Regions from separate parts of the Homo sapiens genome. Here region 1 is linked to region 2. A link is a loop called in an ENCODE intact Hi-C map of the cell type or tissue named here. Cell type or tissue: CD14-positive monocyte. All regions are shown on one strand. Links, peaks and the distances in the headings refer to the core of each region. The heading gives the core; the rest is flanking DNA.

Region 1 (8,370 bases), core at 4,876-7,375, 240 kb after region 2:
TCTGGGCCTCAGTTTCCTCATCTCTAAAAAATCTGGGCAGTCCTCACCAGTCCTATGATTCTAAGACACTGCCAAAAGTCTATGTGAAATAAAATTTCTCTACTGCCCTTTTATTGGTACTGAGGTTGTTTTCATATTCGAGGAGAAAAAATATCCAACCAAACACTAAGTTGTTTTCTTTCCTTTTAATATGTTAGCATCTTGTCCAAAGGAGCAAAACCTGCTCTTAAAAGCTTCAAAACAGTTTGTGGTGGATTGCAATTCTTGTCTCAGAAAGATTAATTGGAAACGAAATCTAAGGAAGAAAATTCAAAGCCCATTTCAACGCTTCCTGCCTTTTAGATCTTCTAACATGTAAATTGACCGTTACAAAGAGGATTAGTTATTAGAATGGTCTGCGTGAAGACCAACATTCAGCTCCCTGTTTATTCCTAGCCAGAGCATCCTGGGTGACCAGCATCTTAATGGCCTTCTTTTCAGTTTGTGAGAGGATGAACTGCATACTAACTCCAGATCCTGTGTTCCCCAACTTTAATCTAACCACAACCTTAACAAACTGGAGACTCTTCCCCACCACCAAATTGTGCTTTCAATTAGAACAAACCTGGTGCTCCAGACATCCACACTAGGAAGCCACAATTATCCTTAAAGACTTAAAGCTACTTTTAATCTCTGGATTTTTGTTGGTCTCTTCCATACTCATTTCTGCTATAATCCTTATCTGCTTCATCTTTTTATTCTTAAGTCCTGAGTGGTGGTGGTGTTTTTCCCTCAAAAAATTCCCTGTAAGACTGCACTTTCTAATGGCTTTGTTCTCCCCATCACTGCTCTTACACCTCCTCTTTTCTTCTAATACAAAGACCTTCTTACCTAGCAACCTCAACTATTCTTACATTATTGAGAATCAGGAAACGAGCAAGGAGCTGGATCAAATAGCCAACATGGATTAATCACAAGATTTGTGATAAGTTAGCCTTCACTCAAACCAGTTTGCTTTTGCATTGCACATAATTCTATCTACAAAAAAAAGCAAGTGTCAAATGTATATGTGGGTGGAAAAGGGGAAGGGCCAGGCAGGGATGGAAGGAGAGAGGGCTCTGAGGGCTAGATGCCAGCAAAGCAAGATGCCAATGGGCAGCCTGGCAGTGATAAAGGAAATAAAAGGCAATAAAGAAAGGGTAACAGGGAAATCAAAGAACCTTTGCATTCTGGAATACTTAACGGTGAGATACATAGACCCATTAACTGCAGTGGTAAGTAATCTGGATTATAGCGTATCTAGAATGGGCTTACAATGAATTATCGATTTAGCTTGGCAACAGGACAAAGGTGATCAGCTGATGGAGAGGAACTATTTCACCTAAGCTCCCAATAGTCACTATTCCTTTTTTATTTTAATAATAGTTGAGCACATAACTGTTCAGAATAAAGTCTATATATTTGTCCCTTGGTATTGGTGAAGAATTAGTTCCTGGATCTCTCTCAGATACTAAAGTCCATGGATACTGAAGTCCTTTATATAAAATGACATAGTATTTGCATATAACCTACACATCTCCTCCCATACACCTTAAATCGTCTCTAGACTACTGATAATATCTAATACTATGTAAATGCTATGTAAATCATTACACTGTATTGTTTAGGGAATAACAACAAGGAAAGTGACTGTACATGTTCAGCATGGATGCAATTTTTGCTGAACACTTTTGATCTTCAGTTGGGTGGATCCACGGATGCAGAACCCACAGATACATAGGGCCAGATGTGTTTCCCATCCTCCCTTGCAGCTGGGTACGGCCAGTGGAATGCGATTGCAGGTCATGTGGACAGCTTTCAAGTCATGCTTTTCTTTAAGGGAACCCTCAGCCTTTCCAGTCTCCTCACCTGCTGGCTGGGATGTGCACATGGTGATGGAGCGGGGACAACCAGCCACACATTGAGGGTGACAGACCAACAAGAAAGAGCCTGGGTTGCTGCCACAGTGGAGCACCATGTCACCTTATACTGCTTATGCTTGATCTATTCCTTGATAAGAATATAACCTTATCTTGTTTAAGCCACTAATATTTTTGTTTTTAACAACAGAACCTACATCCTAACTAATAAACTAGTGAAATTTTATTACTTCTAAGTAGGAATGTGACTTGAAATATCCCAATGATTATGCCTCAAACTCCACTTTCTCTCTGTCCTGTGGCAATGGCTTCATGAAGAAATGAAAAAAGTAGAATTTGGAGTCAAACCTTGGCTCCACTCCTGCCTAATTTTTCTTCACCCATAAATGCACATCATGAGAGTTAGTATTTATTAGATGCTTCTGTGCACCATCTCATTTAACTCAAAACTACCCTATGCAGTAGGTATTATTATTACCCTATGCAGTAGGTATTATTGTTCCAGTCTTGGATGGAGTTAAAGATGGAGTTAAGCATCTTTCCTGAGATTTTTTCAGCTACTGAGAGGCAAAGCTGGGATTTGGAGTGAGAGAGCTGGACTTGTGAATCCACAGCTTTTAACAATTTCCCTTTGCACTTAACTTTCTGCATTGGTGGGAGATCAAGGTTAAGTACAAAACCCAGAACACAGTCATTTCTTCACAAACTGGGGAAATTACTGGATGATGCTAACCAGATTCTGACAGACTCTGTCTCTTCGAGTGTAGGGACCGCATTACCTGCTGACCACCTTAGCTCCAATGCAACATTCTTCCCAGGAGGTGAAAGGACCTAAAAGTCTTTAATTGCTTACTTAACCAGGGAAGTTTTCTTTCTCCTCCTGTTATGAATTGATTTTTTAGTCAAAATCTCAGAGTCCTATGTCTTTCCAACGCTACATCCTATAGTGATAATTCTGAATCATTAAAAAAAGTTTAGATTCTGCCTAAAATGTTCCAGAAGGCAGGAAATATACCCCAATAGTAAACCCACATACTGAGAGAGGACTCCCCTACAGATGAGGAAGACAGACAAACTCCAGCCCTCTGGTCTTTCCTTTCTCACACAGGAGGGAGAAAGAATAAATAAATACTTCTTGGTGCCAAAAAGGAGGCTCTGGAACTTAAGGCTTGTCGGTGCTCACAAAAGGGAAAAAAGAAGAAATGCAAGTGTGAGAAGAAGGAAGAGAAAGAGGAAAAGAAAGGAGGAAGAAAAACATGTGATCCATGCAGATTTCTCCTAAAATGGATAAAGGGGAAAATGAGGGTGCTTTAAAAGGTAGGTTCTATTTTCTGTCTAAGACTCATTCTGCTCCCATCCCCCACTGCATCGGTGTGTTGAGGGGGCGGTAGGCAGGTGGGATACTGCACATGTGGAAGCCCCCTGAAAATTGCCAAGGCCCCCAGGACTGTGATCCTTCTCTATCCGGCCTAGACAGGAAACATTTCTATCTCACAGTGCTAGAAAAATGCATTATCCCCATGTATTAATCTGTTCTCATGCTGATAATAAAGACACATCTGAAGCTGGGTAATTTACAAAAAAAAGAGCTTTAATGGATTCACCGTTCCACATGCCTGGGGAGGCCTTACAATCATGGCAGAAGGCAAAGGAGGAGCAAAGGCATATCTTACAAGGTGGCAGGCAAGAGTGTATGCGGGGGAACTCCCCTCTATAAAACCATGACACATGAGGACTATGGGAGCTACAATTCAAGATGAGATTTGGGTGGGGACACAGCCAAACCATATCACCCCATTTCACATGTAAGGAAATAGAATCTTGATGATGACAACCAACTTGTCCATGATCATACTGGTATTAAATTGAATGATGGAGCTGACTTTTTATCCTTTTTTGAGACAGAGTCTCACTCTGTGGCCCAGGCTGGAGTTCAGTGGCATGATCTTGGCTCACTGCAGCCTCAACTTCCCGGGCTCAAGTGACCCTTTCACCTCAGCCTCTCAAGTAACTGGGACTACAGGCGCACACCACCATGCGCAGCTAATGTTTTTGTTTTTTGTAGAGGCAGGGTTTCCCTATGTTACCCATGCTAATCTCAAACTCCTGAGCTCAAGTAATCTGTCCACTTTGGCCTCCCAAAGTGCTGGGATTCCAGGTGTGAGCCACCATGCCCAGCAGACCTGGGATTTTTTTTTTTTTTTTTTTTGAGACGGAGTTTCGCTCTTGTTGCCTGGGCTGGAGTGCAATGGCGCAATCTCGGCTCACCGCAACCTCCGCCTCCCAGGTTCAAGCAATTCTCCTGCCTCAGCCTCCTGAGTAGCTGGGATTACAGGCATGCATACCATGCCCAGCTAATTTGGTATTTTTAGTAGAGACGGGGTTTCTCCATGTTGGTCAGGTTGGTCTCAAACTCCCGACCTCAGGTGATCCACCTGCCTCGCCCTCCCAAAGTGCTGGGATTACAGGCGTGAGCCACTGCACCCAGCCAGACCTGGGATTTTTAAACTCAAGACTGCCAGTTGTCCACATCCACTGAAAAATAGGATTCATTTTATATATAGCACCAATATTCTCTTTGGATTACTTCTTTTACTAACTAGCTATTATTCAAGTGTCTTTCTTTTTTTTTGTTCCACATTTACTAAGTACCAACTATGTCCAGTGGTTAAGATATAGACATGACTCCTCCTGTCATTAGATTTACAGACTGATGGAGAAGGCAAAGATGAACCAAATAAGGGCAATAAAGTGGTAAAGTGGTCCGGGTGCGGTGGTTCATGCCTGTAATCTCAGCACTTTGGGAGGCTGAGGTGGGTGGATCACTTGAGGCCAGTAGTTCAAGACCAGCCTGGCCAACATGGAGAACCCCTGTCTCTACTAAAAATACAAAAAAAAATTAGCCAGGCATGCTAATTTACACGCACCTGTAATCCCAGCTACTCGGGAGGCTGAGACACAAGAATTGCTTGAACCTGGGCGGTGGAAGTTGCAGTGAACTGAGATCACACCACTGGCATTCCAGCCTGGGTGACAGAGCGAGGCTCTGTCTAAAAATAAATAAATAAATAAAGTGGTAAAGTGTTACAAGTACTATGACAAAAGTATTTGCTTTAATAGGGATGTGTCAAGCCACCTCAAAATCATTTCATTTTTAGAAATAAGTAGAAAAGACATTAGCTCATATATTTTGTCACTTTGTAAATATAAGATTGCCTATCGAGTTCAGTTGAGGTAGAAATAACTACGTCTGCAAAAAGCTCATGATCATTCTCACTTATAAGTGGGAGCTAAACGATGAGAACTCATAAACACAAAGAAGGAAACAACAGGCACTGAGGTCTACTTGAGGGTGGAGGGTGGGAGGAGGGAGAGGAGCAGAAAAGATAGCTATTGGGTACTGGGCTTAATACCTCAGTGATGAAATAATCTGTACAACAAACCCTCATGACACAAGTTCACCTATGTAACAAACCTTCACCTATGTAACAAACCTAAAGGGGTACCTTTAGGTTTAGGTACCCCTGAGCCTAAAATAAAAGTTTAAAAAAAAAGAAAAGCTCATGATTGCCAAGCAGTCACTCAGGATGTGGGTTCCATCTCTTCATGAATAATAGGAATGCTGTGCTTTTAAGGATCACCCCCTGCCCCCTCAAAGAAAAGATCAGAATAAAAGAGAGGAGGTAGCGTAGAGGAAATAATAGCGATCACCTGTTCCCATGACCGGCCAGCTGATTGGGTTAAGCCATTGCTTCTCTGTCCGTTTCAGCTTCCTCATCGTGAACTCACAAGGTCCCCCTGGCTGATATCTGAGGCCCCCTCTGGCCCTCACAATGATCTAGTTGTAAGTAATGAGGTGAAGTCAAGTCAGCTATGAGGTCAACCTCATGGGAGGCAGCTTGGTTCTCCAGTATTCCTAACAGTTCTATAAGCTCCCAATATTCTTCCAGAAAATTTGCTTTTGCTCTTTTTAGCTAGAGCTGGTTGCTGATGCTTTCAACCGAAAACTCAGGGAACTCCAGATCACTAGGCAGTGGGTAGAGTCAGGGTGCCAAGGTCAATTATGTTTGTGGAACTCAAGGCTAAACAAAGCTACACCATATTCTTTACTGCAGGCTTTTTCAGACTCTTTTTCATGGCCATGTCTTTGTGACTTTCCAAATGAGAATATCATATTTGGAGTTTCCTAAGCCATCTCTATCACAGATCCTTTTGGTTGTTGTTTTATTAAAGCGATTTGGAGGACCTGTAGCCTGGGCTTCCTGGCTTCTGAGATGTTTCACTTTTGTCTTTAAGTGTTATATGTGTGCAAACTCTGACCTACCAGCCAATTTTAGGATCTTACATGAAGAAACCTTATTGTCCACTTTCCTTCACCCTCATAAAATGCTAGGTATAAACTGATTACTACAGTAAAGCAAAATTGTACTTCAAACTCCTTGTGATGCAGCTATCCCATAACCACAAAGGCTTAATGTGATTAAAGCCACAATAAATCGCAGACGCTCTTCATGAGGCCAAGAGAGCTGACCCATGTCACGTTGCCAAAAAGCAGTTTTCATGATTACTTTCTGCCTGCCCAGGATTCCTGTGGTTTCCACTGGTAAAGTGATCTCTCATTTCCTGACATTATTGCTCTCTTACTGCCATTCCCTGCATTGTATCACGGGACTCCTGGAAGGGTCAGCTGCCATGGGGATAGAGAGAGGATGCACTCCCAGGCATAGCCAAATATTGATTATCCACAGAAGGTTTAACCACAGCTCCGTCAGCAAACTGTGGTTATCAATGACGTGATCACTGCCACTAAGGACACTCTGCTCAACCCAATGTTTTATTTAATTCAAAACTTTTATCAAATTTGTACCAAACTCATACCACATGCCAAACTTTGGAAGATTATCTCATGCTTTCTGCTTCTTACCCTATGTTAACTCTTGAGGAACTGCTGGGACCTAGAAATTCCTGTAGTACATTGTCTAGAGAGCAGGGACTCTGGCCTGAAAGAACTGCAGATTCCTAACTCATCTCAGTGTCCTCTGGGTAGAGAAGGCAGGTGCTCCTTGGCATTGTGTGTTTCAGCTACAAAAATAGACACACAAAATGTAAGCTTAAACCTGTAAGGAAATTTTTTTTAACAAATCTTTCTGACAAAAAAATTTGTCTCAATTTGATGTTAGAAATTATTCATTCCTGGGACTTTCTTCAATAAAGAAGATTCACTTAATGCAAAATAACTGTTTAACTAAAAAGAGGAAGAGAATACATTCTATGTCTTAGTATTCACAACTAAGCACCTTGCTTAGGATGCTCTCATGCATATTATATATATGTATGTATATTACATGTACATTTTGATATGTGAAATAAACATTGTAAGATGGCTACTTTTATTAGTATTCCCACTTTATAGAGGAGGAACTTAAGACATAGGAGGTTAAAAATCTTGACAAAGGTCATATTGTTAACAAAAAGCAAAGTTGGCACTGACTCCAATGTTTATTACACATACAGCTACTATGCTCTGTTCCTAAGAGGTTTGCTGAGACATTGATCCCATCCACCCTCCAGGGGAAGATGGAGTCCCTAAACCCAGTAGCCTCTGGTCATGAGCATTTGCATCTGTTCAACCCTCTTCTGCTCACCTCCCCACATAACCCTGAGCTGTACAAACTACCACCATTTTCCAAATATGCCGGACATAGTAAATGTTGTGAAGCATTGATTTAGCCCCCTAGGAAGTCACTTTCTGATTAAAAGGTAAAAGCACTGGGTGGGTGGAAACCCCATAAGTAACCATGTGCTGAGGGCGACCTTTTTTCTTTTAGGACTAGGCTGAAAGGTCAGGAGCTGGGGGCAGGGGCAGCAGATCAGGGAGGCTGTCATTCCTGAACAAATATGGTAGGATAATTAGGCTGAGTGCCCCTAAGCACTGAATGACATTGCTGAAGTCAGGAAAGTCTTCATGGACGTAGTCAGAAGGCTGTGTCTGTCTAGAATGGGCTCAGAAAACTACAGCTACAGCCAGACCTGTGAGCCAAATCCAGCCCACAGCTTTCCTTTTGTATAGTCATGAACGAGAATGTCTCTTATATATTTGCAAGGCTGTAAACAAAACAAAGACTATGATAGGGACTATTTGTGGACCTCAAAGCCTAAAATATTTGCTATCTGGCCCTTTACAGAGTAAGTTTGCCAACAGTCTGGTCTAGAATTCACCCATGACTCCCATAAGAAAGCCATAGGTCAATGAACATGAAGCTAGAATAAAAAACATTGTGAGTTTGCAATGGCTCCACTTGCAATTTTATGGCCTTTGTGTAACTCTTTAAAGCAGACATACCTTACTCTTTGGGAACAAAGTTTCAGTATTTGGTTGGAAAGAAGGGAAATGGAAAATAACCTTCTGTTTCCCAACTTTACACCTTCTGATTTAGTAAGTCTCCAGGTACTTTGTGAGTTCTTTCCAGGC
Region 2 (10,500 bases), core at 4,304-6,803:
GAAGTTAGGGTTGTGGTTAACTGATAAGAACAAATTGGCTCAAGCTTATAATCCCAGCACTTTGGGAAGCTGAGGTGGGCAGATGACGAGGTCAGGAGATCGAGACCATCCTGGCTAAGACAGTGAAACCCCATCTCTACTAAAAATACAAAAAAAAAAAAAATTAGCCAGGTGTGGTGGCACGCGCCTGTAGTCCCAGCTACTCAGGAGGCTGAGGCAGGAGAATCACTTGAACCCAGGAGGCGGAGGTTGCAGTGAGCAGAGATCGGACCACTGCACTCCAGCCTGGGTGACAGAGCGAGACTCTGTCTCAAAAAAAAAAAAAAAAAAAACCAAACTGGCAAATAATTTTAAATGCATCTTGTTACAAAATGATGACATCGACAAACTATTAAACTATCATTACCAACTGAGCTTATCTAACTATTGCAGATGATTCTGGGATTTCCTTGGGTACTTTTGGTTTAACACAAGTCAAAGAACTATTTAATATTTCACATCAGTAATAATGTTATAATTATACAGTTCCCTTCCTCTGTGGGTTTCTATTATTTTAACAACTAGGACATGCTTCCCAGGAGAATCTTTCCAGTTAAAGAAAGAAAATGTGCGTTTGAACTCAGGAGTTAAAAAGTATAATTCAATTTAATATTACTTTTAATTAATTTACCTTTAGAAATTTAAAGTGACAGCTCTGTATATAGTAATAGAAACATATACCAAAATCTTACCAAAACTCTTTCTACCATGTTTTCTCCAAAAACAAAATTGGAACTGCAGCTTTTAAAAGAACATTTATCTTCATTTGGTTGACATCTAAGAAAATGAAATAAGCATTTACTATTTTAAATACATAGATAAAGCCATTTTAAACCTTGAAATAATCAGATAATTTAATAGATTTATGTAAATCAAATTTACTGCTCACTTTTGTTAGTGTGAATTTAATGAAAAATGAAGGAAAAATTCAGATAGTGGCATCCAGAGGTGATTGTCAAAATAGTTTCCAGCTCTTACAGCACTGGCAGAGACCAGTCCTGACTGCCTCATGCCCATCACTGCACTGGCTGTGTGGTCAGCCAGGAGGGCTTCCCAACCCCTTTTGCTTTTCCAACACACCCTGTCTAGTATCTAATTTCCCCTCTTCTCTTCCTCAAGTGGCTGATGTTTTAGCAACCAGAGATCTCCAGGGCAAAAGCGAAACCCTGTCTGTTATAATTGAGTGTGCATTGGCTTAAATTTTTTGCCTCCCAGAAACTTTTTTTTAATGTTAAAAGTGTTTTTCATGATGAGAAACTCGAAGACCGGAAGCCCGCTCTTTGTAGACAGATGTGCTCAGGGTTCGGCATTGCATCCCCAATGCACATAGAAGGCACCTGCTACCGCACCTGGACAGAGCCCAGTCATGTGAGTCAGTTTATATCCACAGCTAGTTTTAACCTCTCAGATCAAACATTTATCCATCACTAGTAATACTAATAAATATTGCAGATTTATACTGCTTTCCTTGTTGCTTATCTAACCTATGCCAATAAATAATGTATAATGCCAAAATAAAAGAAAAAAATGCTAGAGAGAGAGGAAGAGAGCCTAATCTACTAATCAGATAATTTATGTCCAACTAAATAAAAGTTTAGCCATACATTTTCAAAAAGTTCTCACCCAAGTTAATGAAACAATGAAGACAATCCAGTATTAATATGATAATATTTAAGAATCGAAATATTTTTAAAAACATTTTAAACTTGTGTTTCCTATAAAATCTCCTTTCAAATGGGAATCTTGGCAATTTATCCGTACAAGGTCAGAAAATTATTTTCCATGAATGGTTATAATAATGAAAGAATGCAAGAATGAAAGGACAACGCTTCTATTTTCTCATTAACTTACCCTACTGATGTTGCACCTAAAAAGTCCTGGTTAGTAGACAGCTGGACTGAAATTCTAGCCCTTGATAAATTTTCACTTAACAAATAGGAATTTCCCTCAGAAATCTGAAAGTAAAGAAATCCATCAAAAAGTTTATAAAGACTACCTTACTATAGGACCATCAGACAAGGAAACAATAGTTATAGTTAAATATATTGAAAGCTTACTATGTTTAAGTACTGCCTTAAGCATTTTATGTACGATCTCATTTACTCCTTACAACTCTAACACTTTGTAATTCTATTGTCCACATTTTACAGGTGAGTAAACTGACACAAAAAACTTAAATAATTTGCCCAGGTCACATACAGTGGCGATCTGTCTAATACCGGAATATCATAATATTCAGAAATCCCACCATGTTTTGTTTATTTTTGCCATTTTAGTCAAATTGGGTTAATTCTCATTTCTGGATTAGTAAAGCTCTTTTCAGGACTATTTAATCCTGGGAAACACCCTAAGAATGTCACCATCCTAGTCACCCAATGTGAGAGAAAACCCCACTCATCTATTTATCTTGAAATTTTCAACTAGTAACTTATCCAGTTACTTTGCCTTATGTACATATGTGTATGCACAATACCTGAATTAATATATAAATGTAAGAGTGAGGAAATTTAGAATTGGAAGGAACCCTATACATTATCTGATCTAGTATTTACAATTCCTTCCTCGACCAGGAATTTGCAAAGATGTTTCAGGGCGTTTGTGTCTTTTAAAGCCAGATGGGTTATGTTTCCACTTAAATTTTTATTTCAATCAATAAAAATAATTTTGAGTACTTTTTCTTTTTTAACAAGAGTTTGACAACTGACAAATATGTATCAAGAGAGCATGTGCCATGGTTGGCAAAGATCGAAGTACATGCTCATTACCTAGTCATTCAGATAATGTATCTCTCAGCCAAAATGGTAGTTTTCACTCCTATGTTGGTTAAAATAGTTATTTAGGCATATATTGTTTAATCTATACATAGTAAGTAACCATTGATTAATGATAGGATGAAAATAATTTATCTGATTTTGATATACAAGATAATAAGAAATATAAAGATAATGGTTCTACAAAATCCACCTAGAGATAGTTTTCACAAAATCTTTAAATTACATTCATTTGGTCAAAATTCTTACATAGGATCTTATATACAGTGTGTCTCTGGATCTTCAAAGATCAATAAATGGAAAATTTAATGATGGGCATTAAATTTTCTTTTTAATGATGGGCATATACAGTAGGGCTTTTCAATAACTGGAAATAAGGTTTATTCCCTAGACCTTATAATTTATTCAAAAATAAATATAAACAATAGCTTGAAATTTTCTCTTAAGCTTGGATCATTTAAGAAGAAAATGGAAGAAATATATTAATAAATTTTATTTTAAAATATGCAATGCAATATTTACAAAAATTCTGCCAAGAAAGAAATATTGATGTATTTTTGATGTCATAACATGTAATTAAAATCTTGCTCTATATTTATAGTGCATGCCATTTTAAAATCAAATGCAATATAACTTTTTAGAAATTAGTCAACATATTATACTTTCTATTACATAATTTAAAACAAGTTAAACACCATGCATCACTTCTTTTTTCTCTTTTCTTTTTTGAGACAGTCTGGCTCTGTCACCAGGCTGGTACCATCTCGGTTCACTGCAACCTCCACTTCCCGGGTTCAAGCTAGGACTACAGGCACATGCCACCATGCCCAGCTAATTTTTGTATTTTTTGTAAAGACAGTGTTTTACTATATTGCCTAGGCTTGTCTGGAACGTTTTAGCTCAAGAGATCCACTCATCTCGGCCTCCCGAAGTGCTAGGATTAAAAGAGTGAGCCACCACGCCTGGCCACTTCACTTCTTAAATAAAAGTAAGGAATTATGTAACATGGTGATAATTATTACATTATATTTAAGTGAAAACAATAATATACTTATCTAAAATTGAAGACATGTTTTACTTAAAAATTACTTATATAGCATGCATAAATGATGAAATGATTTTTTAAATTCATAATGGATCTCTCCAAATAATATCTTACAAAGTAAAGAGTTTAGGAATATAAAAATATTGGAAAGTGCTGATCAAGTTCAAGTCCCTTACTTTGCTGATATAAAAAGATGTTGAATGGGTGCTTTGTTTAGATAAACAAAGATAGCAGCAGAGGCAAGATTAGTACCAATCTGGTATTTTTTTACACTTCCGTGTTTCTGTCCTTATGTTCACTAAGGGAAAACAAAGCGAAACTATGTGACCAATCCTCAGTAGTTCAGCTGGAAACAAATGGCTAAGATGGAATAACTCTCAAATTCCAACCTACCTATCTTGAGTCCTATTCCTCCTGTGTCTGCTTCTGCTGGAAGACAGGTAGCACTACAGCAATTGAATATATCCCCAAACCCATATCTGCACGGCTTGTGTAAGTTACTGTCTGTTTAGAAAGGCCTACAAAGAGTGATTCAGACACTACATAGTTGGAAGTTAGAATTCTTATCTGTCTCTAGAGGCTTCCCAAACCCTCCCAACTACACTGTATAGGGAGTTCTCTGCTCCTGTTATACTGGAATTTGGCTCTGAAATGAACCTCTGGTATGACCTAAACTGGCAACGATACACTGTGATGTTGACCAGTTGGCGATGTAGAGAAAATCCCTGCCTCTTTTTTGACTACTGACTCTGGCCCCTGGCTCCCTCATTGCTGTCCCCATTCTCACACAGGGTCATTGCTCTGGCACAAGACCCCCAGATTTCCACTACCCAGTACTCAACTTTACAACTTTAGAGAGACCACAGATTTGTGAGACTACAACTCTCCAATGTCAGAGTACAACTTTGAAAAGTTTACCAAGGGCTTTATGCTATCTAGCCCAACAACAAAACAAAGCTCAGACAACTCCTATTTCTGGATATGGGGGCCCCAAACAACCTGCAAAAAGAAAGATGAGGGATTGAGGTCAGTTCCGTTATCCTGGGCTTTCTCACCTTATTATTTGTTTTTTCTTTAGTCTTGCAAGATTCCAGTGCCTTGTGTCCAAATGTTTTTCTTACTTTTGCACAACTTCGAGCTTGAGGTAGCTGCAAAATAGCAGGTCTAATAACATGTTTAGAATGTTTCACAGGACCTTAAAAGAATAGAATTAAAGGATAAATATATGTTTACTGAAATATTCCTTTACTCCCTATTTTTAATTAATATAATTCTTATTTTCTAAAGTCATGTTTAAATGAGGGACTAGCGTTAATTAATCCAAGTCAAAATAACCATTGAGTTCCCCAACATTCACACCCTGCCTAGCTTTTGCCCAATAACTATTCATTTTGATCATGAAACCTGGCTTACTTGCATTATTTCTTCATGTTTTGTCACTCTGACCTACCTCCATGCCCCCAACACACGCACACATATAGGGAGATGAAAATATAGGTGGTAAAATATACAATTTCTGAGGTTCTTGAAATAGAAGCTACATACCTTGTTCAGCACTCTTTATATCAACACTACTTTGCACAAGAGCTGATGTCATAAAAACATTGTTTTTCCTCACTGTAAGAAAAAATATTTAAATTTTTTTAAATACAGAAGAGTGTCAGATTCTACACTATTTGGGGCTTAACAATCCCATTCCGAACTCACCAGCAGATGTCGCAATTGGCACTAACAGAGTAGTAGGTAGTGCCCTCTGGAGCACTGGCTCTGCGAAAAATGGGATTGCCAGCCAGGCGCGGTGGCTCGCGCCTGTAATCCTAGCACTTTGGGAGGCCAAGGCGGGTGGATCACCTGAGGTCAGGAGTTCGAGACCAGCCTGGCCAACATGGCGAAACCCCGTCTCTACTAAAAATACAAAAAATAATGAGCCGGGCGTGGTGGCAGGTGCCTGTAATCCCAGCTACTCGGGAGGCTGAGGAAGGAGAATCTCTTGAACCCAGGAGGTGGAGGTTGCAGTGAGCTGAAATCGCACCACTGCACTCCAGCCTGTGTGACAGGAGCGAGACTCCATTTCAAAAAAAAAAAAAAAAAAAAAAAGATATTGCCGGATGCGTCCTGCTACATAGTTCTGTTTACTTTCAGATATCTAAGTGAAAATTAGGTGACTAGCAGAAAAGGCAGTCTTTTTTTTGAATCTTTAAATAGTGCACTGTCAGAAATTCTACAGACTACAAAATCTGAATTGGTAATGAACCCTCCGGCATTAATATATAGCTCTTATAGAATATTATAAAACTGTTAGCAAAGTCTGCCCACACTCCCTGACTTTTTAATGAGTATACCTGAAGAAAGAAGTAAAGATGACAAATCTGCTAAGTTATTTTTCTACAAACATGTTGGTGGGGTAAGACTGTGGTGGTGGCTCCGAGTATAGAATTTCTATACATTTCAAAGGGATCTCCTCTTCATTGCAAATTGCAGAAACAGCAACCTTTGGCATTTAATGAAAATGAGAAAAGAATAATTGCTTCTTCAAAGTATTCTTTAAGGTGTTATAAATGTTGGGGTAGAATCCCTTCTCTACTTCAGAGTTCAATTTAATGTTTTTTATGATCTTTATTATTGAACATCAACAAAAAAAGAGCCATATTTTTCTCCTGCTGAACACCACTAACATTCTGCACAACATAAAACAGAATGATAATCTTTCTTTTTGTGTGAGTGTCCAGTAAAAAATGAATTAAAGCACGTGCATAGATAACTTAAAGTCGTTCCTTTGTTTTATGTATAAATACAATAAAACAGAACACCTTTGCCTCTGGGATTAGGATCTCTATTTCTATGTCTCTCTCACTTTTTTTTTTTTTCTTTGAGATTGAGTCTCTCTCTGTCATCCAAGCTGGAGTGCAGTGGCATGACCTTGGCTCACTGCAACCTCTGCCTCCTGGGTTCAAGCGATTCTCTTGCCTCAGCGCCCCAAGTAGCTGGAACTACAGGCGTGCAACACCATGCCCGGCTAATTTTTGTATTTTTAGCAGAGACCAGGTTTCACCATGTTTGCCACGCTGGTTTCGAACTCCTGGCCTGCAGAGATCTGCCTGCCTTGGCCTCTCAAAGTGCTGATATTACAGGCATGAGCCAACACGCCCAGCCAGGATCTCTGTTTCTCTTAATGTCTGAGCTTGTCAGTCAGGTTAGAAGGACTAGAGACACTAAAAGGTGTCTCTTCTGCATCTGAAAGTTACTTGATATACTGTTGCTCAGTCATGCCTGCAATTATTAATAAGAATACAGATTTATTCATTGAAAAACTCTGTTGTTCAGGCCAGGCATGGTGGCTCACGACTGTAATCCCAGCACTTTGGGAGGCCGAGGTGGGCGGATCACGAGGTCAAGAGATCAAAACCATCCTGGCCGAAATGGTGAAACCCCATCTCTACTAAAAATACAAAAATTAGCTGGGCATGGGTGGTGTGCGCCTGTAGTCCCAGCTACTTGGAAGGCTGAGGCAGGAGAGTCACTTAAACCCGGGAGGCAGAGGTTGCAGTAAGCTGAGATCACGCCATTGCACTCTAGCCTGGGCGACAGAGCCAGACTCCGTCTCAAAAAAAAAAAAAAGAAAGAAAGAAAGAAAAAACTCTGTAGTTCCTGGGTAGAGGGGGATCAATTCAAATGAAGTGAGTAGTTTGTAATTTTTCTTTCTTAGTGGCAAACTTAACTTGGAAAAGGCAATTGATTGTTTAGTAGAAATAAAAACATGAGAATAGAGATCATTTTAATGTGGAGAAAATGCCAACCATTTCAAATATTTTATTATGATAAAACAGTTTTACTAAGCAAAACATTATAAATTTCAAGTAAAGAGGAGTAATGTTTTAATTAGTGGAAATTTTAATGGATTTCTATGCTAAGCTTAAAATATGAATCTAAAGCATAATTGCATGTTTTAAATGCTATTACATTATAAACTATGTAGATGGACAATAGTAAGTAAAATAATGCAAATTGTTTTTACTTTTATAGGGCTGCCTTAAATAAAATAATACTGTTATAAATGTGAAATCCTAAAAAAACATGAAGTTCAAACTTTCTACCAAAGGTAAAAACATATACTCAGAATTTGTGAAGTTAGAATTCATAAGGTATTCTTCGATGCATACTTTGCTAAGGCCTCTGTTTATTTCTAAAGTGTCAGCATTTTATGATCGCTAAAAAAGAAAAGTCATCATTAATAAGAATGATTTTGAAAAGTCAGTGTCAGGCTTGAGGTTCTAGAAACTCTTTATTACCTGGCCCAGAATGGGGGAAGGTTGGGAGGTTAGTGACGGATGAACATCTCATTTGCTTCTGAGACAAGGTTGACACTAAAAGCAGATTGCAAACTAAAGTCAGTAAGAAAGTGGGTTTTTTGTTTTGTTTTCATTTGGAGTTTTGCTGTTTTGGAAAAATTTCTGTATCACTAATTTAGAAAAATCTTTTTATTTCTATTAATAAAAATGAGTACATCTGATGAAGATGATAAATTAATTTCCATTCAATTCCATTCAACAGTAAATATTTATTTTGTGGTCACCATATGTAAGACACTATCAACCATGAAGATGACCTCGAGGAACTCACAGTGGAGGAAAAATATATACATAGATGCTGTATTACAAGGTGGAAGGCATAGAGCTCATTATGAAAGGAATCCCTGGAGTGCTTTCAGCATAGAAGACAAGCAAACTAAGTTACTGGTTTACTCAGAATACAGTGTATGATAAAATTATTTTCAAGGGGTAGGCATCCATTTATTTAAATAGGCGGTTACTTTTTTTTTTTTTTCTTAGGAGTCTCACACTGTCACCCCACCTGGAGTGCGGTGGAGCAATCTCGGCTCACTGCAGCCTCCGCCTCCCAGGTTCAAGAGATTCTCCTGCCCCAACCTCCCAAGTAGCTGGGACTAGAGGCACCTGCCACCATGCCCAGCTAATTTTTTTTGTATTTTTAGTAGAGATGGGGTTTCACTATGTTGGCCAGGCTGGTCTCAAACTCCAGACCTCATGGTCTGTCCACCTTGGCCTCCAAAAGTGCTGGGATTGCAGGTATGAGCCACCGCGCCCAGCCTGTGGTTACTTTAAAAATGGCCTTTTCTCCTGCTTACAAAGCTAATACAAGCTCAATGCAGAAACTTTGGAAACATAGCAAAATACAGAGGCATGGGGTACAGGGAGGAGACCAAATCACTTGCAACTCCTCTACTTAAGATAACCACTGCTATCATTGTGGCTTATGTCCTTTTGGTATTTTTTCCAATGCTGATAAATGGAATGTTTAAATACTGACTAACTGTACCATTGTATAGCTTGTTGTTTTCACGTAACAATATATTATAAACACTATTCAGCTGGCAAGCTTTTAACATTACCCTTTTGAAAAGTTTCTCAGTAATTTTGCATTCAGAATAAACATAACAGTGAATAGTCAACAGTCAAGGCTATACATACCTCCCTGGGACTGAGAATCTGTAATATGAAAAGTAAAAGATGAAGACCGTACACGCTTTGTTGGAAAACCATTACATTCTGCAAGAAAAGCAATGGAAAGGCTAAAATTACTTGTGATAATAAATTATCCTCAACTCATGATAGGGTAGGATAAACAGAATTTTCTTTTGTCTACACAGACCATCATTTGATAGCACATTTTAAATATTGGGGTTAATAGTTTGCTGATTGATTATAAACCTATAGGCATATCATACTAGTATGAAACAATTAGAAATGAGTGGTGTCAGCAATAATTTGTATATGCATTCTGAGGTCTACAGAGAATGCTTTTGATAGGCTAAGGGGCAGGGAGTGGAGCACAATGAATTTTAGTCACTAACATCAGTGTTCTCAGGGACCTATATGTCATCTTTCAAAACAAAAGTGAATCTACTGGCATATTTAAAAAAAGAAAAAACATTAACTTTCACATAGTCTGTGCCACATGCCAAAATACTTGTGTCTGCTAATTTTGTTTGTATAAAGATTGATTTTGGAATACAGGATGAAAATCATTACCTGGTTCTGCTGCTTCATACAGGGTGTCTTCTGCAGGTCTCTGAAAGGAAACAAAACCACTGAGGAGAGCTGAGTATTTGCCTTTGTATTATGTTGGTGCAAAAGTTATTGCAGTTTTGGCAATTAAAAGTAATGGCAAAAATTGCAATTACTTTTGCACCAACCTAGTACATCAGATTTCCACCCTGCCACTTTACAGAATTCTCAGAAGCCAGGGCTAATAAGCCCGGCCAGGACAAAGCAGTTCACCTTCCTTTGTTCAGCACATAGTCAAGAAAAAACAACGTCTAGTCCAGTGGTTTTATAGTTCAATGGCTGCAGATTCGCTTGTGGAAGTTAGTTTAAAATGTGGATTTTGAGGCACCTATTCTCAAGATTCTGAAGTGGTTGTTCTGGGATGGGGTCCAGGAATCTGCTTTTTTAACAAGGGCTTGGAGGTTGAGTGTTTCTTTTGTTTAGTGTTTTTGTGGGTAGTAGGTTAAATTACCTGCATGGGTAAGAATGAATACCAAGAAATAAGGTAAAATGAGAATCTAGTGGAGTTTTTTGTTTGTTTAGAGATGAGGTCTTTTTCTGTCACCCAGGCTGCAGTACCAGC

What was found. Hi-C counts contacts between places; a loop is a spot of excess contacts. Peaks named below come from ENCODE experiments on the same cell type or tissue, not always from the same donor. Only the 100,000 strongest peaks of a DNase experiment are listed, where the experiment ranks them.
Region 1: it touches region 2 in a loop (5-fold over the local background); 25 of 110 quality-filtered maps call a loop at or near these places.

What each region holds. Positions count from the first base shown.
Region 1 is chr5:36,496,278-36,504,647 of GRCh38, forward strand. LOC124900963 (a long non-coding RNA gene) reads right to left here and starts at 5,788. Exons shown (of 2, transcript XR_007058735.1): 1 at 5,610-5,788. In CD14-positive monocyte, for the core only: no CTCF peak of the experiment used is centred there; no DNase peak of the experiment used is centred there.
Region 2 is chr5:36,260,049-36,270,548 of GRCh38, forward strand. RANBP3L (RAN binding protein 3 like) reads right to left here. Exons shown (of 14, transcript NM_145000.5): 3 at 9,903-9,942; 4 at 9,342-9,419; 5 at 5,401-5,472; 6 at 4,911-5,050; 7 at 1,891-1,994; 8 at 732-816. The region is part of intron 1 of LOC124900962 (a long non-coding RNA gene); the gene reads left to right. Among named protein-coding and RNA genes, the nearest start is that of NADK2, 23 kb to the left of the region's middle. In CD14-positive monocyte, for the core only: a CTCF peak has its summit at 5,557 (motif pointing right); a DNase peak (open chromatin) is centred at 5,593.